Linked DNA regions of Homo sapiens: region 2 is linked to region 1. Evidence: read pairs that join two places in POLR2A ChIA-PET (ENCODE). Cell type or tissue: Caco-2. All regions are shown on one strand. Each heading gives the region's core, and the rest is flanking DNA. Links, peaks and the distances in the headings are about the cores only.

Region 1 (15,510 bases), core at 4,460-12,459:
TGACCTTGCTCTGCCAGATCAGCATGTTGCAGTGGCCATATGCAGGGGATTTAGATAAGGCCCTGGGGAGGCGGAGACCATTACTTTCTAAGGTGGAGGCTAAACCCCAGGGTTTGTTGCAGACCCAAAGCACAGTTTGAGAATTGGGGATAGGATTATTTATGCCCAATCATTTGCCGTTCAGGATTATTTTATAAAAGTTGATGGAGTTTATGTACATAGTCAATAATTTGAGGTGGGCAATGAGCAATCCAGGTTAGGCTCCCCTTGACTCTCTTCCCAGAGGCTTCCATGTTCCACTCTCATTAGCAAGGGTGACATCTTTTAGTTAGGCTGTATACTTTGAAAGCCCTTGCATTCCAAATCACAGTTCGTGAGTAAATGCCGAGTGTTTGGTCTTGGTGATGTGTTCAGGATATCACATACTGTTCTGTTTCATTTGTGCCATTATGCTTGTTATTGGGAGAGGAGACACATCTTGTTATCTTTATAATCTGGTGTAGACACAGGTAAATTTGAAAGATTTACACAATTATCCTTTTAGACGTTGTCAATTTGAAATGATGAAGCACTGTATGATAATATGTCATTATCTGCAATGGCTACATCAAACTTTAAAATTACTAATTTTCCCTGAAGCTAGTGCAGTTGAGCATTTATTTAGTATGAATTTGCTTTTCCTTTTCTTAAATTACACTTACCTTTACTTTTTGTCTGTTTTTTAAATTGTGGGGTTTTCTTATGGAGCTTTTTTCCCCACATGATGAGCCCATATTTCTTGAAAAGGCCACCAGCTATATCTATTATGCTTGATGTAAAATGACACTTTGAAACATTCGATTTCCAGCTGTGCATGGTGGCTCACGCCAGTAATTCCAGCACTTTGGGCAGCTGAGGTGGGCGGATCACCTGAGGTCAGGAGTTCAAGACCAACCTCGCCAACATGGTGAAATCCCGTATCTCCTAAAAGTATAAAAAATTAGCCGTGCGTGGCGGCTGGTGCATGTAATCCCAGCTACTCAGGAGGCTGAGACAGGAGAATTTCGTGAACCCAGGAGGCGGAGGTTGCAGTGAGCCGAGACAGCACCACTGCACTCCAGCCTGGGCGACAGTGAGACTCTTGTCTCAAAAAAAAAAAAAAAAAAAAAAATTCCATATACTCCTATGCTCTTTTTGAGCGTCACCCTTGACAGTGTTCATATAAAAATACGTCTTTGGCCCCATGATACTGCAGTGTTTTTCTTGCTTGTGACTATGTTATAGACCCTGCTGTCTAGGTCAGCTGCTCCTCTTTCTCAGAAGACTGCCTTCCAGTGTGTGGTTGGCCTTACTCTGAGTTTGGACTTCAGGTGCCATGTACCACCCTGGTGGGAAGGGCATTTCTCAGCCCTCTTGCGATTGCCCTTTCTTCCCGATGCCCTCTTCCAGATCTTCAGCACAAGGCAGCAATTCTGCTATATTTTATGTGAACCTGTGAATCATCTGATCTGGTTTCTCCATTTATTTGCAGTGCACATAACTAAGTCTGCTGGTGAATTTGTCTGCTTGTCTGTATATGTCATCAGTTTGGCCTCATACTTGACTGGTATTTAGTTTGAATTGACAATTTAGGAGCAAAATCATAACTCCATAGACAGTGGAAGCCATTGCTGTCTTGTATCCTGGCAACATTACTGCTGATGAGAACACTAGAAAATCTTACCCTATGTTGTGGTTTAAAAACAGCCTGCTATGTTCCCATCCCTTATTTTTACTCATGAAAGTAAAAGTATCCTACCATAGACAAGCAGATTTACTAAATTTACTATTTTACCAAATGTAAGGCGTATAGTTTAGGAGGAACAACTCAGGAGCTCTTATAGGTGAACTGCCACATATTATCATGACAAATATGTGGAATAAATATAACAAGGAAATGCCCTTGCTCTAAACTGACTGAAACTTACATTTCTCTGTGTTCAAGGCACCACATTCACATGCATCGTCCTGTCTTGTAAACTCCTGATTTGTTTTTCAAACTGCCTGTGACTGATAATGTAATTTTTTGAGAGACCTGGAGTTAACTCTTAGCTCTCAATTGTATTTGGTATATTTCTTAATGTCTTGCTACCTCTCTCGTCTGTAAAATGGGGAAAATTTCTGTTGCATACTAAATAAATTTTTCTTTTTTTTTTTTCCAGCCACAAAAAAGCCACACCCAAGATCACCTGACACCCACCCTGACAAGTGTCCATGATGCTGGGCCCTGAGGGAGGTGAAGGCTTTGTGGTCAAGCTCCGTGGCCTGCCCTGGTCCTGCTCTGTTGAGGACGTGCAGAACTTCCTCTCTGACTGCACGATTCATGATGGGGCCGCAGGTGTCCATTTCATCTACACTAGAGAGGGCAGGCAGAGTGGTGAGGCTTTTGTTGAACTTGGATCAGAAGATGATGTAAAAATGGCCCTGAAAAAAGACAGGGAAAGCATGGGACACCGGTACATTGAGGTGTTCAAGTCCCACAGAACCGAGATGGATTGGGTGTTGAAGCACAGTGGTCCCAACAGTGCCGACAGCGCCAACGATGGCTTCGTGCGGCTTCGAGGACTCCCATTTGGATGCACAAAGGAAGAAATTGTTCAGTTCTTCTCAGGGTTGGAAATTGTGCCAAACGGGATCACATTGCCTGTGGACCCCGAAGGCAAGATTACAGGGGAAGCGTTCGTGCAGTTTGCCTCGCAGGAGTTAGCTGAGAAGGCTCTAGGGAAACACAAGGAGAGGATAGGGCACAGGTACATTGAGGTGTTTAAGAGCAGCCAGGAGGAAGTTAGGTCATACTCAGATCCCCCTCTGAAGTTCATGTCCGTGCAGCGGCCAGGGCCCTATGACCGGCCCGGGACTGCCAGGAGGTACATTGGCATCGTGAAGCAGGCAGGCCTGGAAAGGATGAGGCCTGGTGCCTACAGCACAGGCTACGGGGGCTACGAGGAGTACAGTGGCCTCAGTGATGGCTACGGCTTCACCACCGACCTGTTCGGGAGAGACCTCAGCTACTGTCTCTCCGGAATGTATGACCACAGATACGGCGACAGTGAGTTCACAGTGCAGAGCACCACAGGCCACTGTGTCCACATGAGGGGCCTGCCGTACAAAGCGACCGAGAACGACATTTACAACTTCTTCTCTCCTCTCAACCCTGTGAGAGTCCATATTGAGATTGGCCCAGATGGAAGAGTGACGGGTGAAGCAGATGTTGAGTTTGCTACTCATGAAGAAGCTGTGGCAGCTATGTCCAAAGACAGGGCCAATATGCAGCACAGATATATAGAACTCTTCTTGAATTCAACAACAGGGGCCAGCAATGGGGCGTATAGCAGCCAGGTGATGCAAGGCATGGGGGTGTCTGCTGCCCAGGCCACTTACAGTGGCCTGGAGAGCCAGTCAGTGAGTGGCTGTTACGGGGCCGGCTACAGTGGGCAGAACAGCATGGGTGGCTATGACTAGTTTTGTTAGGAACATTTGAGTTACTTCAATCATTTTCACAGGCAGCCAACAAGCAATTAAGAGCAGTTATAATAGAGGAAGCTGGGGGACCCATTTTGCACCATGAGTTTGTGAAAAATCTGGATTAAAAAATTACCTCTTCAGTGTTTTCTCATGCAAAATTTTCTTCTAGCATGTGATAATGAGTAAACTAAAACTATTTTCAGCTTTTCTCAATTAACATTTTGGTAGTATACTTCAGAGTGATGTTATCTAAGTTTAAGTAGTTTAAGTATGTTAAATGTGGATCTTTTACACCACATCACAGTGAACACACTGGGGAGACGTGCTTTTTTGGAAAACTCAAAGGTGCTAGCTCCCTGATTCAAAGAAATATTTCTCATGTTTGTTCATTCTAGTTTATATTTTCATTTAAAATCCTTTAGGTTAAGTTTAAGCTTTTTAAAAGTTAGTTTTGAGAATTGAGACACAATACTAATACTGTAGGAATTGGTGAGGCCTTGACTTAAAACTTTCTTTGTACTGTGATTTCCTTTTGGGTGTATTTTGCTAAGTGAAACTTGTTAAATTTTTTGTTAACTAAATTTTTTTCTTAAAATAAAGACTTTTTCACAATGACTGGCACAGATTACTCAGCAAAAGATAGCAAAACGGGTGGTTGAAGATAATTCATTTTAATCGTAATGTATTTTAGTGTGAATTTAAAAATTTCATACATCAAATCTATGATCTCCCTTATATTCTTATGATGAGGCTAAATAAAAGTCTAATAAAAATGTTAAATATGTGAATGGTGGAAATGGTGACTAGCAGCACACATTCTGGGAAGCATCAAATAGACACACGGCCCCAGCCACCTGCAACTTATGTGCACTGTTGTAAACCATTCAGAATTTTCCTGCTAGGCCCTTGATGCTGGAGTCACATCTGTTGATAGCTGGAGAACTTTAGTTTCAAGTACTACATTGTGAAAGCAATTATTTTGTTTCTAGTTTTTATAAAATGCTGATTTAAACTTTTTTTTTTGGTCACGCTCCTGATTTCTGTAGGGCGCATTTGTTAATTAGGTTATGACAGGATACACATTATCAAGCTTGAGACCCATTTTCAAATTGCTATCTACCTTGGCAACAGCAATGTTGAAATTCAGGCAGCTCTATATATAGCATACAGTATTACTATCATTTTAAACCTTATGCTAAATACAAACCATCAGGACTTTAAAATGTGGAGTTTATTTAAAACCATTCTGTGCAAAAATGCTATCTACCATTGGGAATTCTTCAACTTTATTTTCCCACTTCACTAGCTGTATAATGTAACCTATATGTTATGATTTTACCAATATTAAGGGTCTTCATTAGTATCTTAAAGAGTAAATAAATGCTCTTGGTAAAACCCCTGAGAGCTGCATTAAAAATTAGGTCTGTGAAGTCTTCAGCCTTTTCTAGCCTCATTGGGCTTCAGAGGCTCACCTTAGGTACAGCCCTTCGTTCCAGTGTTCTGCATGCTTATGTTCTGCATGCTTGGATGGCCTGATGTGAGGGCAGCAGCATCACCAGGAATGGCAGGGTACAGGGACGCAGAAAGAGGCACTCGGAAGACTGGCATGGGGGAAACCTAGGGAGAACTGTCCTTGCTGTAACCCTGATCTGGGATCTCTGCCCACCCATGGGCCTACCATGCTTCAAGTGTCAGCACTGCATGGGGAAGGAGAGGCCTGTAGGTGAGGGAGACCCACAGAAACAGGTGGAGTTTCCGCTGGAAATGGGGCTGGAATGCCATGAAGATGAGACCTCAGATTTCGTAGAGTGGTGGAGATTCAAAGAGTACCTTCACAACCCTGGAAGTCTATGCTAGATTTAGGATGCATGGGTGGAAAGGGCTCCAGGGGATGGGAAAGGGAATGTGTTAGATGACCTGACATCCCAAGGTAACAACATAACATGGACAGCAAAACATCCCCTTGCTCCAGGATTGTTAACTTTTGTTGGGGAGGGACAAGTCTCTCTCTGATGCCCAGGCTGGAGTCTAGTGGCATGATATTGGCTCACTGCAGTGTCAGCCTCCCGTGCTCAAGTTATCCTCCCACCTCAGCCTCTCAAGTAGCTGGGACTGGAGGCGCACACCGCTATGCCCGGCTGATTTCTGTATTTTTTGTAGAGATGGGGTCTCACTATGTTGCCCAGACTGGTCTTGAACTCCTCAGCTCAAGTGATCTGTATTCTTCAGCCTCCCAAAGTTCTAAGATTTCAGGCATGCACCATGGCACCCAGCCATGCCCATTTGTTGCTACACACAGCCGTGCCCATTTGTTAATACTGTCCATGGCTGCCCAGGTACTACAGCAGGCAGAGAGATGGGTAGTTGTATCAGAGACCACATGGCCCACAAAACCTAAAATATTTACTGACACTACAGGAAATGTTTTTCAACCTGTGGCCTTGGGCATGACTAGGGCATTCCCTGCAAGGTAAAAGTCAAGATACTGCATCTTGTTATGTTGTAGAACCCCAAATTCAGGCTTGCGTACCTGATGTGTAGCTGATGCCAAACACCAAGACAAAGGTGCTTGGAGATAAAGGTTTATTTGATTTGGCCAAGGTGAGAAATCTGCCTTAACAAAAAGAAGCAGCGTGGAGTTTTTTTGTTTGTTTTGTTTTTTTAGAGATGGGGGTCTCCCTATATCACCCAGGCTGGAGTGCAGTGACTTTGAGAGAGTCTCAAAGTGCTGGGGTTATAAGCGTGAGCCACCGCGCACAGCCTCAGCATGGAAGTTTTGACCTCCGTTTTCAACCTGGGCCAGTTCACCCCTCCTTAGGCAACGTGGTGGTCCTCCACTCCTGGGAGGTCATAGCGAGGCCGAACTTGCTGCAGATACCCAATCGACATAGTACACTACAGCCTCGGCCTTCCAAAGTGCTGGGATTATAGGCATAAGCCACCATGCCAGGCATGGGGAGTTTTTACACAGCTAGAGACTAAGGGAGGGGCAGTTTCAGAGAACCGAGGGGGGAAAAGTCTGTGTTTCTTTAGTCTCACATAGTGTCTTGAATAACCAGACTTCTGGGTGTCTGCAGCTGGTCGCAGTGTGTTTAAAGACATTCATTACTTCTGCAAAATTTTTTTATGGCCCTGAAGTTATCCCCTCCTTCACAAGGAACAGTATTTCAGCAGTTCATAATTTCATTATGGGAACAAGGAATACTGGGCAAAAAGCGAGTGGTTAATGTGTAAGCAAGTAAGGGCCTGATAAGAATTTTCATCCCTTGAGTCACTAAAAATGCCGGGTGTTGAAAGAGGCATAATTTTGGGTAGTAGTTTTTGGATTTTGGAGAAAGCTGCTTTGACCCTTGAAAATACCCTGAGGCCTGGCGCAGTGGCTCACACCTGTAATGCCAGCACTTTGGGAGGCTGAGGCAGGTGGACTGCTTGAGCTGAGGAGTTGTTTTTTTTTGTTTTTTTTTAAAGACGGAGTCTCACTCACCCAGGCTAGAGTGCGGTGGTGCGATCTCGGCTCATTGCAACCTCCACCTCCCCAGTTCAAGCGATTCTGCCTCAGCTTCCTGAGTAGCTGGGATTACAGGTGGGTGTCACCACGCCCAGATAATTTTTGTATTTTTAGTAGAGATGGGGTTTTACCATGTTGGCCAGGGTGGTCTTGAACTCTGGACCTCAGGTGATCCACCCACCTCGGCCTCCCAAAGTGCTGGGATTACAGGTGTGAGCCAGTGTGCCCGGCCAAGCTGAGGAGTTTGAGCAGCTTGGGCAACATGGCAAGACACTCGACTCTACAAAAAATACAAAAATTACTCGGGCATGGTGGCTCACACCTGTAGGCCAGCTACTTGGGAGGCTGAGGTGGGAGGATCGCTTGAGCCCAGGTGGCGGAGGTTGCAGTGAGCCAAGATTGCACCACTGCACCTCAGCCTGGATGACAGTGAGACCCTGTCTCAAAAAAAAAAAGGAAATACTACTCCTGCTAATTATCAGGTGACCAGAAGGATGCAAGGACTCCACCAGCTCCTCTGCCATCTGCTACAAATGACAGCATAGGCCCCATCAAAGAGGTACCTGTGTTCCTAAATGATTTCATGTGGCACCTCTGATAAGTCTCAGTAAACACTCAGGCCAAACCCTGAAACTCTGAGTGTTCTGAATCAAGGCCACGTTTTCTGCAGGAGAGGGCTAGTTACCTTTCTTTTCTTTTTCTTTCTTTTTTTTTTTTTGAGACGGAGTCTCGTTCTGTTGCCCAGGCTGGAGTGCAGTGGCGCGATCTCAGCTCACCGTAATCTCCGTCTCCCAGGTTCAAGCGATTCTTCTGTCTCCGCCTCCCAAGTAGCTGGGATTACAGGCACCCACCACCACACCTGGCTAATTTTCATATTTTTAGTAGAGACAGGGTTTCACCATGTTGGCCAGGCTGGTCTCAAACTCCTGACCTCAGGCTATCTGCCCACCTCAGCCTCCCAAAGTGCTGAGATTACAGGCATGAGCCACCATGCCCAGCCTAGTTACCTTTCAAGAAGCTGCCCCCAAGTACTTAGCAGTATGGGAGATAAGTCACCTGCACTAAGACCACCCTCATGATTTGGGTGCTGACAGATGCATCAAGTCTCAAGGCATCTCAGTTTTATTATCAGTTTTTGTTTTTTTAAAAGAATTGGGCTGGGCGCGGTGGTTCACACCTATAATCTCAGCACTTTGGGAGGACGAGGCGGGCGGATCACCTGAGGTCAGGAGTTCCAGACCATCCTGGCCAACATGGTGAAATCCCATCTCTACTAAAATTACAAAAATTAGCTGGGCGTGGGGGCACACGCCTGTAGTCCTAGCTACTCAGGAGGCTGAGGCAGGAGAATTCTTGAACCCAGGAGGCGGAGGGTGCAGTGAGCCGAGATCATGCCACTGCACTCCAGCCTGGTGACAGAGCGAGACTCCGTCTCTAAAAAAAAAAAAAAAAAAAAAAGGAATCTTACTCTGTTGCCCATGCTAAAGAGCTAAAGAGCAGTGGTGAGATGATAGCTCTCTCTTTTTTTTTTTTTTTTTTTTTTTGAGACTGGGCCTTGCTCTGTCACCCAGGCTCGAGTGCAGTGGCATGATCGCGATCACGGCTCACTGCAGCCTCAAACTCTCAAGTGATCCAACTGCCTCATCCTAAGTAGCTGGGACTACAGGCATGCACCACCACACCCAGCCTAACACTTTTTTTTTCTTTTTTTTGAGACGGAGTCTCACTCTATTGCCCAGGTTGGAATGCAGTGCACCTCTTCCTCTTGGGTTTAAGTGATTCATCTGCTTCAGCCTCCCGAGTAGCTGGGATTATAGGCGCCTGCCATCACACCTGGCTAATTTTGTATTTTTAGTAGAGACAGGGTTTCACCATGTTGGTCAGGCTGGTCTCGAACCCCTAACCTTAGATGATCCACCTGCCTCGGCTTCCCAAAGTTTTGGGATTACAGGTGTGAGCCACCGTGCCCGGTCCTAACATTCTCGAAATAACAAAACTATAGAGATAGAGGACAGTTTAGTGGTTGCCAGAGGTTAGGCCTAGGGGGCCTAAGTAGGGAGGGAAATGGGTTTGGCTATAAAAGAGGAGCATGAGGGATCCTGGTAATGAACTGGTCCAGATCTTGACTGTGGTGGTCACAGGCATCACAGGTGATAAAGTTGCACAGAACTAAACGTACATACACACACAAATGAGTGATGTAACACTGGTGAAATCTCAGTAAGGCCAATGCTTCTAGCAGTTTCAATATTCTGCTGTGATATAGTGTACTATAGCTATGCAAGAAGTTGCCACTGGGGGAAACTGGCTTATCTCTCCCCATTATTTTTTACAATTGCATGTGAATCTACAATTATCTTAAATGTAAGGTTTTTTTGTTTTGTTTTGTTTTAGTTTGTTTTGTTTTAGTTGTTTTAGTTTGTTTTGTTTTAGTTTGTTTTGTTTTAGTTGTTTTAGTTTTGTTTTAGTTTGTTTTGTTTTAGTTGAGAAAAAAGATGCAGGCCAGGTGCTGTGGCTCACGCCTGTAGTCCCAGCATTTTGGGAGGCTGAGGTGGGAGGATTGCTTGAACGCAGGAGTTCCAGACCAGCCTAGGCAACACAGTGAGAGCCCATCTCTACATAAAAAAAATTAGCTGGGCCAGGTGCAGTGGCTCTTGCCTGTAATCCCAGCACTTTGGGAGGCTGAGGTGGGTGGATCACCTGAGGCTGGGAGTTCGAGACCAGCCTGACCAACATGGAAAAACCCCGTCTCTACTAAAAAAAAAAAACAAAATTAGCCAGGCATGGTGGCACATGCCTGTAATCCCAGCTAATCAGGAGGCTGAGGTAGGAGAATCACTTGAACCCAGGGGGCAGAGGTTGTGGTGAGCCGAGATCATGCCATTGCACTCCAGCCTGGGCAACAAGAGCGAAACTCCATCTCAAAAGAAAAAATTTGCTGGGCATAGTGACACGCGCCTGTGGTCCTACCTAATCTGGAGGCTGAAGTGGGAAGATTGCTTTAGCCTGGGAGGTTGAGGCTGCCATGAGCTGTAATCATGCTACTGCACTCCAGCCTGGGTGAGAGAGTGAGACCCAGTTTTAAGAAAAAAAAGAAGAAAATAAAAAAAATACAGAAATTAAAAAAAGAGAGCTGGGTGCCATGGCTCACGCCTGTATTCCTAGCACTTTGGGAGGCTTAAGCTCAGGAGTTTGAGACTAGCCTGGGCAACATGACGAGACTTCATCTCTACAAAAAATATAGCCGGGTGTGGTGGCATGTGCCTGTAGTTCCAGCTACTTGGGAGGCTGAAGCAGAGGTTGCAGTGAGATGAGATTGCATCACTGCACCCCAGCCTGGGCGACAGAGCCAGACTTTGTCTCAAAAAAAAAAAAAAAAAAAAGTATTATTTTAAATCAGAATAATAAGTCCTTTCTCTAGTCCTCACCTTTGGGTTCTGAAACAATACCTTTTTTTTTTTTTTTTTGAGACCGAGTCTCACTCTGTTGCCAGGCTGGAGTGCAATGGCACGATCTCAGCTCATTGCAACCTCCGCCTCCCGGATTCAAGCAATTCTCCTGCCTCAGCCTCCTGAGTAGCTGGGATTACAGACATGTGCCACCACGCCCAGCTAATTTTCTATTTTTACTAGACACGGGGTTTCACCATGTTGGTCAGGCTGGTCCCGACCTCAGGTGATCTGCCCGCCTCAGCCTCCCAAAGTGCTTGGATTACAGGCTTGAGCCACTGTGCCTGGCAATAGCCTGAGTTCTGATTCCAAACTCACAAGGCCAACTCCCAGGTACAAGAGGGAAAAGATGATCTGAAAGACTAGAGAACAATTTTTTTTTTTTTGCAAACTTTTAAACTTGATTATTTTGGGGTGCTAGGTTAGAAGTTGGTTTACTTTGTGAGTAAATGTCTCTGTGATGTTTGTTTTCTTTCTTTCTTTTTTTTTTTTTTTGGAGACAGAGTCTCGGTCTGTCACCCAGGCTGGAGTGCAGTGGTGCGATCTCGGCTCACTGCAACCTCCACATCCTGGGTTCAAGTGATCCTCCCACCTTAGCCTCCTGAGTAGCTAGGATTACAGGCATGAGCCACTGCACCCGGCCAATTTTTGTATTTTTAGTAGTGACAGGGTTTCACCATGTTGGCCAGGCTGCTCCTGAACTCTGGACCTCAAAATGATCCTCCCACCTCGGCCTCCCAAAGTGCTGGGATTACAGGCGTGAGCCACTGAACCCAGCCCTGAAAAATAAAAGATTTTTAAAATAAAAAAGTGAGGAAGGATGTATAGTCACCCAGCAGCACAGTCCCTGGGCTCTGTCTTTGACAATGATAAACATCGGGAAGGCAACAGGCCCCAGTCCTTTGGAAACAGGGCTCAGGAGCAGGACACCAGGGTTGGAGGCTGGCTGTGGAATTCGTTAGCCCATGAGAACCTCTGGGTGCCTCCTCTCCTCTAACCTAACCCTAACCCTAATGTCATCCGCATCACATAGGTTGCTAGGAAAATTTGACATGTGTGAAGTGTTTACAGTGGTGTCTGTCACTCAGTAAATCCCCAATTGAGTGGAAATGACACTTTGCTTTCTCTGGTCCCCCCTACCTCTCCCCACAGCCCCTCAACTAGGAGAGGATGACAAGGGGAAATCACCCACCAGCTCTGAAACAGGCCCCAGGAAGGGGTCTCTGACGCACAGCCAGTAATCCCACAAAGGGAAGCCTGGAGAGCCTCTGTCATGCCCTAGTCAGCCCATTCCTCACTCCCAGAAGGGAGAGAGGAGAGCTCGTTTCCCCTGGGAACCAGGGTCCCAACTCCAGGGCCTGGCCTTGTCCATCTGGGGCTAACACTGACTCCATCCTCCACTGTCATCCAGACCTGGCCTCCCATCAGTTTCTGACTCCTCCCACCATGATTTTCCCAGGTTCCATGAGCGAGAGCCGTCACCCTCCACATCAGAGAGATAAGCCTGTCACTGGACAGTCACACCTAGGGACTCGTGTGGTGGGGCCTCCTACATAAGTGGTCACTTATAGGACTTGGGGGAACTGTGACACCTGTCCAGGAGAAGTTTAAATGAAGCAGCATGAGAGCTTGAAAGAAGAGCGGCAGGTCTCCACCACGACGTGGCCCCAGGATACATGTGAAGGTGGAGGTGGGTGGCTGTCACGTCCAGAAACCTCTGCTCCCCAGTGGGGCACTGGGGTTGGAAGTTGAGGCTGCATCTCTTGTCAGGGTCATGGGGCCACCATGCAAGGACAGGGTTTGCTAGGATTTCAAACAGCAGAGCTCCTGATAGTCGTGACTGCGTGGCCCTGGGTTCCTCAGTCAGAAAGCATGCACTGCTTCCGGTCACCTTTGTGTGGCTTCCCCTGGGTCTGCCACTCCAGACTTGGCTTTCTTACCGCACTTTTCATGTTCTCAAAAGCAGTCTCTCACACCAGCGTCTTCCCGTGCCAACGAGGAGAGAGCTCTGCACTGCACCCCCTGGATGAGGAGGCGTGCTCAGGAGCCCCCTTCTACCAGCCCTGCTGGGTGGCTCCCACCCCTGCCTCTGCGTCCTGCAGGGCTGGGCCTTGCCTCCTCAGTGATCCTATCGCCTGCATTCCAGTCGTGCTGCTAATTCCCTCCACCAGGGTGGTTTGCGCACAGGCCCCTCCCTAGGTCCACCTGTGCAGACTCAGCGCTGCCTCTGGGCTGGCCATACCACCTGGGGCTGCTGGTACAGGACAGCTTCCCCAAAGCACTGGGGCTTGCCAGGCCTTCTGTGACCCACCCAAGATTCCCTGATAGTGGCTGGACTCAGCCAGGTATCTTTAGTCCCACTCAGCCCCACCTTGGAACCTTGCTCTCAGTCCCTACGTGTCCTGTTTCAAAGGCCCTGGAAGACATGTGGACCTCATTTTTACACCTCTGGGGCCCTGCACAAGTCTCTGACCCCACCCACAAGGCAGGTGACCCTAAGTCTAGGATACATCATACTTCTCAAGGATGTGGCCCACCCTGAGACATGGAGGAAGGGTGCATCATTGGAGACAGCTGCCCAGCCCAAGCCCTGGCCTCAGATTGGGAGCTGCCACCTGGCGGGGACTCCATTGTTCTCTGGCCTTTGCTGGAGGCAGAGGCTAGAAGTGGTCTCAGTTCCTTCTCCTGGGCTGTCAAGGGGCAGGACTGCAGGATGGGCACCAGGCAGAAGTGGCACTTCACACCCCTGCCTGGGGTGCCACAGGGACATTGCCAGGGAAGTCTTCCTGGAGGGGAGTTCAGGCATGCCAAAGAACTTGGATTTGCACACATGGTGTTTGTCTCCCACATGCACTATGCAGGGCTTCTCGAGACATACTTCTTCATGGAATTTCACAGGATATTTCCTGGGAGGAGGGGGGCCCATGGGGTGAGCTGAGGATTTTACTGGGATGGGTCAAAGGAATTGCTACATTTTCTACCATAGAGAGCATTCACTGGGTGAGGTCTCAATGGGGGGTCTCAATTGAGGTCTCAATGGGGGGGTGAGCCCTGGGGGTCGCTCTAGATTAAAGGAAGTCATGGGTACCTGAGGCATCAGGACTTCTAGGGCCCCCGTGCAAGTGGTGGAAATGGAAAGGTCTTCTGTTATAACACTGTGGTATCTCACAGTGCATGGGTCTCTCTGTGGGGCTTGCTGGAGTGGGAGCCATAGGAGACAGTTGGGCGGCAGGGACTCAGGGACTGGGAAGCTTGCTGGGAGTGGGCATCCAGGGAAAGTCAGCAATCCAAGGGATTACCCACCCCCAGACCCAAAGACGATGGATCACAAGACTACCGAGGAGGGGGTGGTGGGGCGAGTTTAATTCATAAAGAAGCCTCCTGATCAGAAAGGGGCCTAACAGCCTGCCCTTGGAGAGAAGTCCTTCCTTGAGGATAAGGCCTCCCAGGGGAGGAGGTGCTGGGGGCCAGTGTTAGGCTTCAGGCCATCCCTGGAGGCCAGTCCTGTGCTCAGCAAGTAGTGGCAGAGCCTGCGGAGAGTGGCGGGCAGGCCATCAGACACAGTCCTTACACAGACACCCCCTCAGCCCACAGAAGCCCGTCTCACCTGGAGTGATGAGTGGGATGGCCTTCTCAGGTACAGGACTAGAGAAAGGACCACATCAGAGTAGTATCAGGTTAGCCTGGAGGACCTTCTCCCCTATATCCCAGACTCTTGCTGCCCGGCCCCAGGAGTGCAAGTCCTTGCTCTCCTTCCATGGTCACTTCCCACAATACCGAGGTCAGAGCTTTCCTGACTGGGGCCCTTCAGGGTTGACTATCTGAATAACAAAGCCAGCTGCAAGCCCAGCGAGTGGCCAGGATGCTGTCCACTCTCCAGGTCAGGACTGTCCCCCCGTAGTTCTGCCCCGAAGGAGGAGGGCACCATAGGGTCAGGCTCACCTGTGCTGCTTCTGGCTGCTCTTGCATTTGCATTTGCCACCTGGGAGAGAGAGAGGGGTCAGCGCCAGGGTCAGTGCTGGAATGAGAGCACTCTCTCTTTCTGCCCCACCCTGTCCGCCAGCCCCACCCTGTCCTCCAGCCCCACCTGTCCTGCCACTCACTCAGAACTGCCGCGATCCCAGCAATGGCCAGGAGCCCTCCGCAGATCAGTCCGCTCAGCTGCAGGTTTTTCCAGTCTGGGGTGGGTACAGAGAGTGAGCTTGCACCAGCCTGGGGCCTCAGTCATTCATTCAAAAGACACTCCTGAGCCCCTGCTTGTGCCAGCCGCTGCCATATACATAAAGACAAGCCAGCAACAGAGGCATCATTCTGCGTCTCGTGGGGAAACACTAAGAAGAAAAAAAGTGAGGCTGGGTGCGGTGGCTCACATCTGTAATCCCATCACTTTGGGAGGCCGAGGCGGGCAGATCACCTGAGGTCAGAAGTTCGAGACCAGCATGACCAATATGGTGAAACCCCATCTCTACTAAAAATACAAAAATTAGCTAGGCGTGGCGGCAGGCGCCTGTAGTCCCAGCTACTCGAGAGGCTGAGACAGGAGAATTGCTTGAACCCGGGAGATGGAGGTTGCAGTGACCCGAGATCATGCCACTGTACTCCAGCCTAGGCGACAGAGTCAGAATCTGTCTCAAAAAAAAAAAAAAAAAAAAAAAGAAGTGGACATGCGCAAAGAAAGGGCTTTGAAGGATGATCAAGGAAAGCTGTCCTGGAGCTGAGGCCCAGGGGAGAGGAGGAGAGGAGGACTGCCTGAGGGCTGGGGACTAGGGAAAGGGAGGGTGAGGGTGAGTGAAGGCAAGAGGGTAGGGGTGATTTATCGGGGTGCCTAACCACCCAGGCACCAGCCCTTCTCCAGGAGGGTTCCTAAGCATCCTGTGGCCACCCTCCCCTTGTTGGAGCGACGCTCTCACAGAGACCAGGTTTAATCCCCCATCCCACTTTGTCTACACTAGGTCCACACTACCCCTCACCAACTTGTCTAGCAAAGAGGTCCAGGATAGGCAAGGGTAGGGTGGGGGTGGGAATATCAGCTCTTACCATAGTAGAAGGGATCGTCTTTATTGGCTAGAA
Region 2 (15,510 bases), core at 4,837-12,836, 51 kb after region 1:
GGCTGCCGTGTGCATTCTTCTTTCCTTCTTGACACATTTCCGTCCTGAGTGTCTGTTCCCAGCGTGCATCTCCCCTTCTGTCCTCTTGCAGCAGTGTGGTTCCTAGCCCTGGCATCTCTGTGGGCCGTTTTGTCAAGGCTGCTCCTTGGTGCTCCTCGTTCCTGACCTCCTGACCACCTCAATGTGGGCAGTGTGGACTGGTGGTTAAGGAGGTGGTTCTAGTGCCGACTCAGGTGCAGGTCCTGACCCCACCGCTGCATGGCTGCGTGGCTTTGGGCCAGTCTCCTCCTCCTGGAGAGTCACATTCCCTTCCTGACAGTTGGAGATGAGGCCAACGCCTCCCCACTGGACAGCCCTCGGGCAGGGCCCCCTGGACACACTAGCCAGGAAGCCCTGCAGGTCCCCTCCACGTGGCCCTGCCTCGGACCTCAGCTAGCTAGCACTTGGCCTCGTACAGGCCTTTCTGCCTCTTGTGTGCCTGTGTCGCTCTCCTGACACTCCTGGAGGTTGGAGTGGTTTTTTGCCCCCACTGGTACAGCCAAAGCTCAGGGAATGCAGAATTATCCCCTCTTAACATCCATTCTGTTGGATGGAATTTTCTCAAGCACTGCTCTAGCCATGTCTGGTCCCCACCAGAAAACCTCCCCCATGGCCTCCTCTTCCCCTCATAATGTCCAGCACCTCAGCTCCAGCCATAGCATCCCCCTGACCCCTCCCTGTCTCATCCACCCCACCTCCCGCCCATGCAACAGTTCAAATCCACCGTGTGCTCAGTCAGCTTCACTCTTTGTTCTCTCCACACCAGATGCTGTCTGCCCGGCTGGCCCCCCAGGATTTGGAACTGCTGGCACGTCCAAAGCAATACACAGTTTAGGGTGGAGCCCTGGAGCTGCTCAGGGTTAGGCACAGAGGAGTCGTGCTCAGAGGGACTTTCCAAGGTCTCTGGCACTCTGTGCCCATGGGCAAGATCCTCTCAGGACTGAGGCACTCGGTCCCACAGCCACTGGGAAGAGTGGCTACTGGTGGCTCTCAGCTGAGTCCCCTGCAGGAATTACCCGCGGCCCATGGTCATGCCCCTCCTTTTGGTATCTTGGCACCTCCAGTAGCCTGGAAGGGCAGAGTTCCCTTGCCTCAAGGCAGGATGTCCCTGACCAGCCATCCCAGCACCAGAGCTCCCCCAGGGATCGGGCGAGGCCTCCGTTGTGGCATCCTGTCTCCTTCACTCTACCATGGGGGTGGCTCCTGCCTGCACAGGACCAGTTCGAGTTTTCCAGAGAACCTGACCTAGGGGCTTGGTTCCAGGGCAGGTGGAGGAAGCAGGCTCCACGTGGGATGTGCGAGCTGCTTCACATCACTGCTGGCGCTAACCCTGGTGGTGGGTGGCAGGTTGACGCCCCTGGCATGCTGAAGCAGGCGAAATTGTTAGAACTTAGAACCTCCACAGTTGGTGAATTAGAATGGGAGAATGTGCACTGGGGACGCCATGTAGGGGTGGGTTGCCCCTCCACACCTTTGGGTGTTTCTCGTAAGGTGGAACGAGAGACTTAGGAAAGAAAAAGACACAGAGACAAAGTATAGAGAAAGAAATAAGGGGACCCGGGGAACCAGCGTTCAGCATATGGAGGATCCCGCCAGCCTCTGCGTTCCCTTAGTATTTATTGATCATTCGTGGGTGTTTCTCAAAGAGGGGGATGTGTCAGGGTCACAAGACAATTGTGGGGAGAGGGTCAGCAGACAAACACGTGAACAAAGGTCTTTGCATCATAGACAATGTAAAGGATTAAGTGCTGTGCTTTTAGATATGCATACACATAAACATCTCAATGCTTTACAAGCAGTATTGCTGCCCGCAGGTCCCACCTCCAGCCCTAAGGCGGTTTTTCCCTATCTCAGTAGATGGAGCATTACAATCGGGTTTTATACCGAGACATTCCATTGCCCGGGGACAGGCAGGAGACAGCTGCCTTCCTCTTGTCTCAACTGCAAGAGGCATTCCTTCCTCTTTTACTAATCCTCCTCAGCACAGACCCTTTACGGGTGTCGGGCTGGGGGACAGTCAGGTCTTTCCCTTCCCACGAGGCCATATTTCAGACTATCACATGGGGAGAAACCTTGGACAATACCTGGCTTTCCTAGGCAGAGGTCCCTGCGGCCTTCCGCAGTGTTTGTGTCCCTGGGTACTTGAGATTAGGGAGTGGTGATGACTCTTAAGGAGCATGCTGCCTTCAAGCATCTGTTTAACAAAGCACATCTTGCACCGCCCTTAATCCATTTAACTCTGAGTTGACACAGCACATGTTTCAGAGAGCACGGGGTTGGGGGTAAGGTTATAGATTAACAGAATCTCAAGGCAGAAGAATTTTTCTTGGCACAGAACAAAATGGAATCTCCTATGTCTACTTCTTTCTACACAGACACAGTAACAATCTGATCTCTCTTGCTTTTCCCCACATGCCATAGCTCAGTTTTCTGAGAGGTCCTGGGGATGGACGTCAATAAGGCCTGGAGTTGGATGGGTGCTGCTGAGACCATCGGTTAGAGAAAGACAGTGAAAGGCTAAGCATGATTCACCACCAATCACACCATAGCACAGTGTTGGTCACGGGGCCTTGAGGCTGCAGCTAAAGAGACTATTTCCTGCTACTGGAGGGCTAAAAATGCTGAGAATTGAGCCCAGGGCATAATTAGAGAAAATTATGAACTCTCAGTCCTGGTCAGTTTAGCTCCCTCTGTGGGGACAGAGGCTCCCTGAAGCTTGGAATGGGTTCGTCTGAAGGGAAGCACCCAGGTGCCCAGCCGCCACTGACTTGCAAGGCAATGGCCACCCTCAGGGCCAGCCACCTGCTCCTGGTCACACCCGAACTTGAGACTACACTTGGCTGGGGAGGCATTGGGCTTAGTAAGAAAGGGCAGGGACCAAATTCTAAAGAAGCTGCAGGACTTGGCCAAGGTGACTAGGAAGAGCGAGTCAGAGAGAGTTGTGCGTGTGCACGTGTGTGTGGCAGGCCTGAGGGTCCTGGGACAAGGTAGGGAGGGGGTAGAACATAAAGTTGGATAAAGTAGAGTTTATTTTTATTTATTTATTTACTTATTTATTTGAGACAGGGTCTTGCTCTGTTGCCCAGGCTGGAGTGCAGTGGTGCGATCATGGCTCACTGCAGCCTTGACTTCAAAGCAGTCCTTCCACCTCAGCCTCCTGAGTTGCTGGGGCTACAGGCATGTGCCAGCATCACGGGCTAACTTTTTCTATTTTTTGTAGAGATGGGGGTCTCACTATGTTGCCCAGGCTGCTGTGAGAACACTCTTCTAAGATACAGGATATAACATCCTAGAAAGAGCCCAGGAGGTGGGGCCAACATGCTGCCTGTGTAGCCCCTGGAGGCTTGGAGAAAGCATGGCCCTCTCTAAGCAGAGGTGCCAACATTGCTGTGGCAGCCAGGGACATCCGACCTTCCCAGAGCTGTGGAGGTGGCGAATTGAGCAGGTTATTCCTGTGGCCAAGGAGGAGAACAGCCCACAAAGTCATTGCTTAATCTACACAACCAAAAGAAATCCAAGATGGGAGATGGAGGCTGAGGGCAGCTACCCCAGTGAAAAACTTCAGACCAGACCCCAGTGCCTGAAGGAGAGGCTGGGTTTCCAGGAGGAACAACTCCTTCACGGCAGTGAGTGAGTGGTCATGATTCCTCAGTTCTTCCCCAGTGGCACTTATGGCTATTTACTAGAGTTGCCACATACTAGGTAAAGAGGAATTTAAACATTTCAAGTGCTGCTAGACACAGAATCCATCTTGGCATTGATACCCAGGGACCCAAAGCCTTATTGTGGTCCCCTGGTAGTGTTGGGGCTATATGAGAGTTAGGCAATAGAGTTTTGACCCAGGCCCAACTCACTGTAGGTCCACTGCATTCAGGAATCCACCCAGAGGTCCCTTTCCCAGGTTCTATGCATGATTCAATAGACGTATCTGGTGTTTTGAGAGCAGCCACATTGATTTCTTTTTTTTCTTTTCTTTTTTTTTTAGACGGAGTTTCATACTTGTTGCCCAGGCTGGAGTGCAATGGCACAATCTTGGCTCACCACAAACTCTGCCTCCCAGATTCAAGTGAGCTCTGTCACCCACGCTAGAGTGCAGTGGCATGATCGTAGCGTACTGCAACCTCCACCTCCTGGGCGCAAGAAATGCTCCCACCTCAGCCTCCTGAGTAGCTGGGACTACAGGTGTGCACCACCACGCCCGGCTACACCACGCCTGGTCTTGAATTCCTGGGCTCAAGGAGTCCTCTTGCCTCAGGCTACCAAAGTGCTGGGATTATAGGTGACAGCCACCGCACTCGGCCAAAATTGGAAGAATATATATATATATATACCCGGTGAAATAATCACCACAATCAAAAAAATGACTACATCCATCACTGAAAACTTTCCTTATGCCCTTCTGTGATCCTTTTCTCCCTCCCCCAAGGACCCCTTGGAGAGGCAAGGCAATGCCACAGGCAAGCACTGATCTGCTTTCTGTTTGATTCATTTGCGATTTCTAGAATTTTATATAGATGGAATCATACAATGTGTACTCTTTTGTCTGGCTTCTTTCCATTAGCATAATTATTTTGAGATTTATCTGTAGTGATGTGAATATCAATAGTTTATTATTATTTTTTCTTTTTTTCTTTTTTAGACAGGGTCTTGCTCTGTCACCCAGGTTGGAGTGCAGTTCATTCTTTTAAAATTGCTAAACAGTATTCCATAGCATGGATGTGCCATAATTTATGCATTCTTCTTTTTTTTTTTTTTTTGCCCCCGAGATGGAGTCTTGCTCTGTTGCCCAGTGGCTCTATCTCAGCTCACTGCAACCTCCGCCTCCCGGGTTTAATCGATACTCCTGCCTCAGCCTCCCGAGTAGCTGGGATTACAGGCACATGCCACCATGTGCCGCTAATTTTTGTATTTTTAGTAGAGGTGGAGTTTCACCATGTTGGCCAGACTGGTCTTGAACTCCTGACCTCATGATCCGCCCACCTCAGCCTCCCAAAGTGCTGGGACTACAGGGATGAGCCACTGTGCCTGGCTGCATTCTTCTGTTGATGGACACTTGGGTTGTTTCCAGTTTCTAACTATTACCAATAAAGTGTCTATACATATTACTGTGCAGGTCTTGTGTGGACTATGTTTTCATGAAACCTGGGTAAATCCCTACGAGTGAAGTGACTGAGTCATATGGCAGGTTTAACTTTTTTATTTTTGGAAACAGGGTCTTGCAGGCCAGGCGCGTGGCTCACGCCTGTAATCCCAGCACTTTGGGAGGCTGAGGTGGGTGGATCACCTGAGGTCAAGAGTTCAAGACTAGCCTGCCAACATGGTGAAACCCCATCTCTACTAAAATACAAAAATTAGCACATTGTGGTGGCACGTACCTGTAATCCTAGTTACTTGGGAGGCTGAGACAGGAGAATCGCTTGAACCTGGGAGGTGGAAGTTGCAGTGAGTGGAGATTGTGCCACTGCACTCCAGCCTGGTTGACAGAGCCTGGGTGACATGGCAAAACAGGGTCTCGCCATGTTACCCAGGCTAGTCTCTAACTCCTGGGCTGGGCTCAAGCCATCCACCCTCCTCCACCTCCCAAAGCCCAAAGTATTAGGTGTGAGCCACCATCCCTGGCTGTATGCTTAACTTCATAAGAACCTGCCAAACTGTCTTCCGAAATGGTTGTGCCATTTCACATTCCCACCAGCAGTGCATGAATGTCCCAGTTTCTTCACACCCTCACTACCACTTGCCATGGTGAGTCTCTTTGGTTGTAGCCATCCTAGTGGGTGTGTCGCGGTGTCTCTTCATGGTTTCAATGAGTGTTTCCCTAATGACTAATGATGTTGAGCATCTTTTCCTGTGCTTATTTGCCATCAGCTTATCTTCTTTGCTGAGGTGATTCTCCAAATCTTTTATCCATTTTATTTATTTATTTATTTATTTTTGAGACAGAGTCTTGCTTTGTCACCCAGGCTGGAGTGCATCGTCGCAATCTCAGCTCACTGCAACCTCTGCCTCCCGGGTTCAAGCAATTCTCCTGCCTCAGCTTCCCAAGTAGCTGGGATCACAGTTGCGTGCCACCACACCCGGTTAATTTTTGTATTTTTAGTAGAGATGGGGTTTCACCATGTTGGTCAGGCTGGTCTCGAACTCCTGACCTTGTGATCTGCCTGCCTTGGCATCCCAAAGTGCTGGGATTACAGGCGTGAGCCACCGTGCCCGGCCTACCCATTTTTTTTTAAAAAAAAAACAGAAACAAAAATGCTACAGCGCAAGTGGCTGTTCACAGCCTTCCCTTTCCTTTGTGTCATGAGGAGGTGCGAGTGTTTGGCTGCTCCTTATGGGGCCTTTGCTGTGGGAGTGGGCAGAGATGGGAAGAGCCCAGGCTGATCCATGTTAGAACAGACCTGGGAGTTTTTGCCGGAAATCCAGCAGTCCTGTTGGAGGGGATGGGAGGGGAGAGGAAGAGAAGGCTGGAAGCTTAGGGGGAGAGAAGCAGATGGGGAGAGGGGAGGAGATACTGGAGGATCTGCTTTAAAGCGCAGCTTTGGTCGGGGGTGGGAAGGACGACATCAGGAAGTTTTGCTTTGCATCATGAGATGGGAGCCTACTCTCCACAGTCCTCCCAAGAAAACTTGAAGCAAAGCTCTCCATGACTGCTCAGGGTTTTGGACCTGCGTTACTTTTGGCTATGTCACTACATTGAGATGACATGGAGAAGGGTGGGGGTGGTTTTATCTGGGTGTTACATAAACACTGAGCAGTTGTAGCTTTATTTGTGGTGCTGGCCTTCATGGACCACTGCCTGAGATAGCAACAGAAGTACAGCGGTGGAGAGGAGTGGGTGGAGAAGCATTTTAAAAATAATATATGTTAAGAATTTTAAAATTTGGGCCAGGTGCAGTGGCTCATGCCTGTAATCCCAGCACTTTGGTAGGCCAAGGCTGGCGGATCACTTGAGGTCAGGAGTTCAAGACCGGCCTGGCCAACATGTTGAAACCCCATCTCTACTAAAAATACAAAAATTAGCCGGGTGTGGTGGTGCGTGCCTGTAATCCCAGCTACATGGGATGCTGAGACAGAAGAATTGCTTGAACCTGGGAGGGAGAGGTTGCAGTAAGCCGAGATCAGGCTATTGCACTCCAACCTGGGTGACAGAGTGAGACTCTGTCTCAAAAAAAAAAAGAGGATAAATTTCGAAATGATTATAAACCCACAGGAAGTTGCAAAAAAAAAAAAAAGTTCGAGGAAGTTTCGTGTACGTTTCACCCAGTTTCCCCCAATGATAACATCTTCTCTAACTATGGTTTAATATCAAAGCCAGGACGCTGATGTTGATACAGTCCTCAGAGCTTGTTTGTACTTCATCAGTGTCACATGCACTCACTTGTGTGTGTTGTATGTATGCGTGTGAATAGTTCAATGCAATTTTATCACATGTGTAGGTTCGTGTAACCAGCACCACAATCAAGATACAGAATAATTATCACCACAGAAGTCCTTCATGCTAACCCTTTACCTATGTCCGCCCCCTCCTCCTCTGCCCCTAAACCCTGGCAACTGCTAATCTGATTTTCATCTGTCTATTTTGTCATTTCAAAAATGTTATATAAATGGAATCACACAGTATATGGCCTTTTGAACTGGCTCTTTTTCACTGAGCGTAATTTGCTTGAGATCCATCCAAGTTGTTGAATATATCAATTGTCGGTTCCTTTTTATTGCTGAGTAGTATTACATGGTATGGGGGTATCAAAGTTTCTTTAACCATTCACCCATTGAAGAGCATTTGTGTTTTTTCCAGTTTTTGGCAATTGTGAATAATGCTGCTGTGGACATTTGTGGCCAGGTGTTGGTGTGAACAGTTTTCATTTCTCTGTGATAAATGTGAGTGTGGTTTCTGGGTTTTATGGCCAGTATATATTTAGTTTTATAAGAGACTACCGGCTGGGCATGGTGGCTCACACCTGTAATCCCAGCACTTTGGGAGGCTGAAGCGGGAGGATCACCTGAGTTCAGGAGTTCAAGACCAGCCTGGCTAACATGGTAAAACCCCGTTTCTACTAAAAATACAAAAAATTAGCCAGGCATGATGGTGCGCACCTGTAATCCCAGCTACTCAGGAGGCTGAGGCAGGAGAATTGCTTGAACCCAGGAGGCGGAGGTTGCAGTGAGCCGAGATCTCACCATTGCACTCCAGCCTGGGCAACAAGAGCAAAACTCCATCTTAAAAAAAAAAAAAAAGAAAGAAAAAAAGAAAGAAACTACCAAGCTATTTTCCAGGGTGCCTGTACCATTTTACATTATTTTTTTTGTGAGATGGAGTCTTGCTCTGTTGCCCAGGATGGAGTGCAGTGGCCTGATCTTGGCTCACTGCAACCACCACCTCCCAGGTTCAAGCCATTCTCCTGCCTCAGACTCCTGAGTAGCTGGGATTACAGGTGCCCGCCACCACTCCTGGCTAATTTTTAAATATTTTTAGTAGAGATAGGGTTTCATCATGTTGGCCAGGCTGGTCTCAAACTCCTGACCTCAAGTAATCCACCTGCCTCTGTCTCCCAAAATGCTGGGATTACAGGCATGAGCCACCGTGCCTGGCCACATTCCTAACAGTAATGTGTGGTCTAGTTTTTCTGCATCCTCACTATCATTTGGTGTTATCACTATTTTTTTTTCTTTCTTTTTTTTTTTTTTTGAGGCAGGGTTTTGCTGTGTCACCCAGGCTGGAGTGCAGTGGCATAATCTCGGCTCAATGCAGCCTCGATCTCCTGGGCTCAAGCGATCCTCCCACCTCAGTCTCCCAAATAGCTGGGACTACAGGTGTGAGCCATCATGCCCAGCTAATTATTTTTTGTAGAGATTGGGTCTCACTATGTTGCCCAGGCTAGTCTTGAACTCCTGGGCTCAGGCAGTCTTTCCCCCTCAGCCTTCCAAAGTGCTGAAACTGCAGGTGTGGGACACTACACCAAGCCACTGTTCTCTTTTTTTTTTTTTTTTTTTTTTTTTAGTATTTATTGATCATTCTTGGGTGTTTCTCAGAGAGGGGGATGTGGCAGGGTCATAGGATAATAGTGGAGAGAAGGTCAGCAGATAAACACGAGAACAAAGGTCTCTGGTTTTCCTAGGCAGAGGTCCCTGCGGCCTTCGGCCGTGTTTGTGTCCCTGGGTACTTGAGATTAGGGAGTGGTGATGACTCTTAACGAGCATGCTGCCTTCAAGCATCTGTTTAACAAAGCACATCTTGCACCACCCTTAATCCATTTAACCCTGAGTTGACATAGCACATGTTTCAGAGAGCACGGGGTTGGGGGTAAGGTTATAAATTAACAGCATCCCAAGGCAGAAGAATTTTTCTTAGTACAGAACAAAATGGAGTCTCCTATGTCTACTTCTTTCTACACAGACACAGTAACAATCTGATCTCTCTTTCTTTTCCCCACATTTCCCCCTTTTCTTTACGACAAAACCACCATCATCATCATGGCCCGTTCTCGATGGTTGCTGTCTCTTCCGAGCTGTTGGGTACACTTCCCAGATGGGGTGGCCTGGCAGAGGTGCTCCCCACCTCCCAGACGATGGGCGGCTGGGCAGAGGCGCTCCCCACCTCCCAGACGGGGCGGCCGGGCAGAGGTGCTCCTCACCTCCCAGATGGGGTGGCCGGGCATAGACGCCCCTCACCTCCCAGATGGGGCGGCCAGGCAGAGGCACCCACTTCCCAGATGGGGCAGCCGGGCAGAGGTGCTCCCCACCTCCCAGACGAAGGGCGGCCGGGCAGAGGCGCTCCTCACTTCCCAGGCGGGGCGGCCAGGCAGAGGCGCTCCTCACCTTCCAGATGGGGTGGCCGGGCAGAGATGCCCCTCACCTCCCAGACGGGGCGGCCGGGCAGAGGCGATCCTCACTTCCCAGATGATGGGCGGTCAGGCAGAGGTGCTCCTCGCTTCCCAGATGGGGCGGCCGGGCATAGGTGCTCCTCACTTCCCAGACAGGGCGGTCAGGTAGAGGCACTCCTCGCTTCCCAGACGGGGCAGCCGGGCAGAGGGGCTCCTCACATCCCAGACAGGGTGGTGGCCTGGCAGAGACACTCCTCACCTCACAGACGGGGTGGCAGCCGGGCAGAGGCGCTCCTCACTTCCCAGACGGGGCAGCCGGGCAGAGGTGCTCCTCACTTCACAGACGGGGTGGCCGGGCATAGGCGCTCCTCACATCCCAGAGGAGGCCGGCGGGCAGAGGCGCTCCTCACATCCCAAACGATGGGCGGCCAGGCAGAGACGCTCCTCACTTCCCAGACGGGGTGGCGGCCAGGCAGAGGCACTCCTCACTTCCCAAACGGGGCGGCCGGGCAGAGGGGCTCCCCACATCCCAGACGATGGGCAGCCAGGCAGAGACGCTCCCCACTTCCCAGATGGGGTGGCGGCCAGGCAGAGGCAGTAATCGTAGCACTTTGGGAGGCCAAGGCAGGCAGCTGGAAGGTGGAGGTTGCAGCGAACCGAGATCACACCACTGCACTCCAGCCTGGGCAACACTGAGCATTGAGTGAGCGAGACTCCGTCTGCAATCCCAGCACCCTGGGAGGCCGAGGCAGGCAGACTACTTGAGGTCAGGAGCCGGAGACCAGCCCGGTCAACAGGGGAAACCCTGTCTCCTCCAAAAATACAAAAACCAGTCAGGCGCGGCGGCGCTCGCCCACAATCCCAGGCACTCGGCAGGCCGAGGCAGGAGAACCACGGGAGCCCGGGGCAGGGAGGCTGCAGCTAGCTGAGACCACGGCAGTATAGTCCAGCCTCAGCAACAGAGGGAGACCAGAGGGAGAGGGAGAGGGAGAGGCCACTGTTCTTTATTTTAGTCACTGTGATAGGTGTATAGTGATTGTGGGTTTATTTGAGTTTCTCTAATAGCTAATCATGTTGAGCATCATTTAATAAGCTTATTTGCGAATGTATACCCTTTTTGGTGAAATATATATTTATGTCTTTTGCTCACATATGAATTGGATTTTTAAAAATTGGGTTGTTTGTCTTCTTATTATTGAGTTATGGGAGTTCTTTATGTATTCCAGATTCATGTTTTTTGTTGGATATATATTTCGCAAATATTTTTCACAGTATATAGCTCCCTTTTTCTTTCTAACAGTCTTTTGTAGAGCCAAAGTTTTAATTTTGAGAAAGTTCAATTTATTGATTTGTTGCCTTCATGGATTATGCTGTTTGTGTCTTATCTAAGTAATCTTTGCCAAACCAAAGGTTGTTAAGATGTTCTCCTATGCCTTCTTTAAGGAATTTGTGTGAATTACACATTAATCACCCTAAGAGTTCAGCTGCTGAAAGGACGTGCAGGACTCGGTTTATACTTGTGCTTTTTTATAGGCACAGTAGCAAAAGCAGAAGGCTATGCACTAAAGGGACTTTGAGATCTAGATATTTTTAACACTGGGACACATAGGATGCACTTTGATTTCAGATCTTGCCCTTGAACACTGTGTGTGGAAGCACCTCGGTCCCAAGAAGCCTGAAGTCGGCTCATGGTGGGAGTCTTAGAGTGAGCTGATCACATAGGTATGTTCCGACTTTGTGACCAGCTTTAGCTTTCAAAATTTTCCAGACCCCTCTAAAACCAGGTACAAATAATGAGTTCAATTATTATTGAACAATGCTGACAGGCTGGTAGTCCTGCCCTGAAGCAACTCACAGACTCATAGTTATAGAACATCTTTATCTTTAGTTAATCCATTGCACAGCATTGGCCAAGGGTCAATACCTTGTAATAAGCATGTGTGCATTGGTCAGGGTTCTACAGAGAGGCAGATCAATAGGAGCTATCGATAGATATAGACATATGAGAGGGGGTTTGTTAGGGGAATTAGCTCACTTGATTACAGAGGTTGAGAAGTCGCACAACAGGCTGTCTACAAGCTGGCAACTCTGAGATGCTGGTAGCATGGCCCAGTCCAAGTCCAGAGACCTTAGAACCAGGGAAACCAATTATGTAAGTCTCTGTCTGAGGCTGAAGTCGTGAGAACCGGGGGGCAGGAAGAGGAGAGTGTCCCAGTTCCAGGAGAGAGAGGGAAAATCCTTTTCCTTCCTTTTTTGTTCTCTCTGGACACCCAGCCAATTGAATGGTGGCTGCCCACATTGAGGAACATCTTCCCGACTCAGTGCAGCAACTCACACATCAGTCTCCTTGAAACACCCTCACAGACACATCCAGAAGTACTGTTTTGCCAGTTTTGTAGGTATTTCTTAATCCAGTCATGTCAACACCTAAAATTAACCGTCACAATGTGGTTAATCCAGATCAGCTGAGATTAACCCATGATAGCATGGGTTAATATATAACCCATGATAGCATGGGTAAAACTATAAGGCTTATAGTTTTAGCTAACACAAAAACTATGTTTAGGTGTATGATCCATTTTGAGTTAATTTAATTTTTTTTTAAGAGATAGGGTCTTTCTCTGTCACCCAGGTTGGAGTGCAGTGGTATGATCATAGCTCACTGTAACCTTCAACTCCTGGGCTCAAGGGATTTTTCTGCCTCAACCTCTCAAGTAGCTAGAACTACAGGTTTCTCAGGAGGTTGAGGTGAGAGGAGCCACCACACATGGCTAATTTTAAAACTTTTTGTAGAGATGGGATCTCACTATGTTGCCCAAGCTGGTCTCGAACGCTTGGTCTCAAGAAATCCTCCTTGCTTGGCCTCTGAATGCACTTTATTTTTGTATACCTAATTAATTGATATATATATTGACCTTGTATCTTCCAGCCTGCTAAACACATTTGTGGAGACTTCAGGGATCCAGTGGTTTGGGACATGCTTGGACATTCCTTCCAAAGTAAAAGACAAATGATTGCATCTCATACTTCCCACCAACGAGAATAAAGCACGATGCTTAGTAGGCTCCCTTGGGTTTAAAGGTAGCAAACCCCATAGGTGGGCATGCTGCTCTGGCCCCCTTATTGAGCTATATGAAGGCTCTGGGCCCAGAGCTGGAAAGGGCTCTGTAGCAAGTTCAGGATGTGGGTCAGCAGCCCTGCTCCTTCCATCATAAGATCCAGCAGACCTTAATGTATACGAGGTATCTATGGTAGAAAAAGAGGGCATTTGGAGTTTACGACAGGTTCCCATGGGAGAATCACAATACAGACAATTAGGGTTCTGGATCAAGACCACACCATCTGTAACTGATAATTATACATATACCACCCAAAAAACCAAACCCAACCAGAACAGCTCCCAGCATGCCACCGGGCCCTGATGGAGGCAGAGCACCCAGCAACAGACATCAAGCGACTCTGCAGCCAGAACTGCCCATCCTGAGCTGGGTTCGGCTAGAACCCAAGTTATAAAATCAGTGGTGGGCCCAACAGCCCCATTCACAGTATGATGGTGATGGTGCATTCCATTCTGGGCCAGAGCAGGGCCATGTGGCAGCCAGGAGCTGCACAAGCAGGTGGCCCAGGCCCCATATTGTCTGCAAAGGTTGCATCGGGCCCCTGTCTCACTCAGCTCAGAATTGGGGTAGAGGTGGGAGTAAAGGGGCCAAACTTGGGTCATGGCTTGATAGGTGGATGTAAGCCCCAAATGCTGCTGTGCTATAGCCTGCCATGGGACAGCCCTGAAAAACAGTGGTGGGGGAAAGTCCTCCCAATAGGCAGAAATTCTGACAGAGCAACCGTCATTCACTATGTGGAAAGAAGCGGACTGAGGTTAGAGTAAACATGAAACTGATGGACAGTGGCTGATGGCTGGGCTGGTGATCAGGGGTCTAGAAGGAGAAAGACTGGGAGGTGTGGTGGGCTGAAAAATGCCACCCCAGCAATGTGTGTCCATGTTCTCTTCCTGAAATCTGTGAATGTGACCTTACTTGGAAAAAGGGTCTTTGTACGTGTGATTCATTTAAGCATCCTCAGGTGAGGGTCATCCTGGGTTATCTGGGTGGGCCCTGAATGCCATCATAAGTGTCCTTGTGAGAGAGAGGTAGTGCGAGATTAGACACACACAGTTGGAAGGCCACGTGATGGTGGGAGCAGACATTGGGGTGTACAGCCACAAGTCCAGGAACACCCGCAGCCACCATAGGCAAGGCATGGGTTCTACCCTAGAGGCTCTGGAGGAAGTGCAGCTTTGCTGACACCTTAACTTCAGAGTTCTGGACTCCAGGACCTGTGAGAAAAAACTAGGCTGTTCTTTTAAGTCACTAAGTTCGTTGTAATTTGTTACAGCAGCCCAGGAAACTAATAAGAGAAGGCGGGGCAACAGGAGGTCTTTGCAGAGGCCTGTGATGGAGCTGTGGAGTGGGCATGTGAGGGTCCATGCAGCCCATGCAGACACCACACGTCCATGTGCAGTCTGCCTCTGTTGCAGTGCCCCGGCCTGTGGCTGATGGGGTCATGGGGACTCCCGGCAAGGACTTGCATTCATTCTCACATCTTGCCTCTGCCTTGTGCAGTGTGTTGTGATCTTGCCCACCACCCATGGCTCACACTGCATGGGAACTAGCCGCCTCCTTTTTCAACCCTTGTTAAGAAAGAATTTGTCTGGGTGACATCTGTCCTCTCTCTCCTCTGATGTTTTATCTTCTCTTTCTGTTGTTGGGCCAAGTTTTTGCTGCCTACAGCTGAAACTGCTCACAATTTCACATCATCCACTCTGTAAGGCAGGGCTTCTAGAACAGATAGTCCAGGGAGTTCTCACTCAGGGGGCTGCTCCCACTGGCATGGAGCTTCCTGAATGTAACTGCTCTGGCATCTTCTGCCGGGCACTGTTTTCTTTGAGCCGATGGAGTTCAGCTTTGTACCTGTCTGCACTTTGTTTAGCTTCCTCAGGAGGGTCTTTTAACCTCTACATTTTTGACCTATAAAATTTTTAATAAAATCTTGCAACTGGGGCCAAGCATGGTGGCTCATACCTGTAATCCCAGCACTTTGGGAGGCCAAGGTGGGAGGATCGCTTGAACCCAGGAGCTCCAGACCAGCCTGGGCAACATAATGAGACCCCCATCTCTACAAAAATAAAAATAAAAAATAAAATTAGCCAGGTGTGGTGGTGTGCGCCTGTGGTCCCAGCTACTCAGGAGGCTGAGGTGGAAGGATTGCTTAAGCCTGGGAGGTTGAGACTGCAGTGAGCTATGATTGTACCACTGCACTCCATCCTGGGCGACAGAGTGACACTCTGTCTTTAAAAAAAAAAAAAAAAACTTGCCATCAGCTCATAGATAACCAGCTTTCAAGTATATTTTAAAAATTCGGCTGGGAGCAGTGGTTCACACCTGTAATCCCATCACTTTGGGAGGCTGAGGCAGATGGATCACTTGAGGCCAGGAGTTCAAGACCAACTTGGTCAACATGGAGAAACTTCGTCTCTACTAAAAATACAAAAATTAGCTGGGCGCGGTGGCACATGCCTGTAATCTCATCTACTTGGGAGGCTGAGGCACTAGAATTACTTGAACCTGGGAACTGGAGGTTGCAGTGAGCCAGAATCGAG

What was found. ChIA-PET counts read pairs that join two places held together with the same protein. Peaks named below come from ENCODE experiments on the same cell type or tissue, not always from the same donor. Only the 100,000 strongest peaks of a DNase experiment are listed, where the experiment ranks them.
Region 2: POLR2A ChIA-PET joins it to region 1 with 5 read pairs; 4 of 35 experiments call an interaction of 5 or more read pairs at or near these places.

What each region holds. Positions count from the first base shown.
Region 1 is chr10:43,374,607-43,390,116 of GRCh38, reverse strand. It overlaps HNRNPF (heterogeneous nuclear ribonucleoprotein F), which reads left to right. Exons shown (of 4, transcript NM_001098204.2): 4 at 2,181-4,499. The coding sequence starts at 2,233. The coding sequence ends at 3,480. It overlaps FXYD4 (FXYD domain containing ion transport regulator 4), which reads right to left. Exons shown (of 9, transcript NM_173160.3): 5 at 15,478-15,504; 6 at 14,544-14,618; 7 at 14,383-14,422; 8 at 14,048-14,085; 9 at 13,782-13,970. The coding sequence ends at 13,951. Among named protein-coding and RNA genes, the nearest start is that of FXYD4, 11 kb to the right of the region's middle. RefSeq lists enhancers at 2,389-2,888, 2,889-3,390, 5,128-5,207, 5,258-5,337, 5,358-5,507 and a silencer at 9,267-9,316. In Caco-2, for the core only: a CTCF peak has its summit at 9,328; no DNase peak of the experiment used is centred there.
Region 2 is chr10:43,324,145-43,339,654 of GRCh38, reverse strand. LINC02633 (long intergenic non-protein coding RNA 2633) reads right to left here. Exons shown (of 2, transcript XR_945901.3): 2 at 11,717-12,284. All of the region lies in intron 2 of LOC105378271 (a long non-coding RNA gene), which reads right to left. LOC124902414 (a long non-coding RNA gene) reads left to right here and starts at 3,247. Exons shown (of 2, transcript XR_007062130.1): 1 at 3,247-3,669; 2 at 4,025-5,141. RefSeq lists enhancers at 1-80, 81-740, 1,401-2,060, 8,962-9,633. In Caco-2, for the core only: no CTCF peak of the experiment used is centred there; DNase peaks (open chromatin) are centred at 8,947 and 9,284.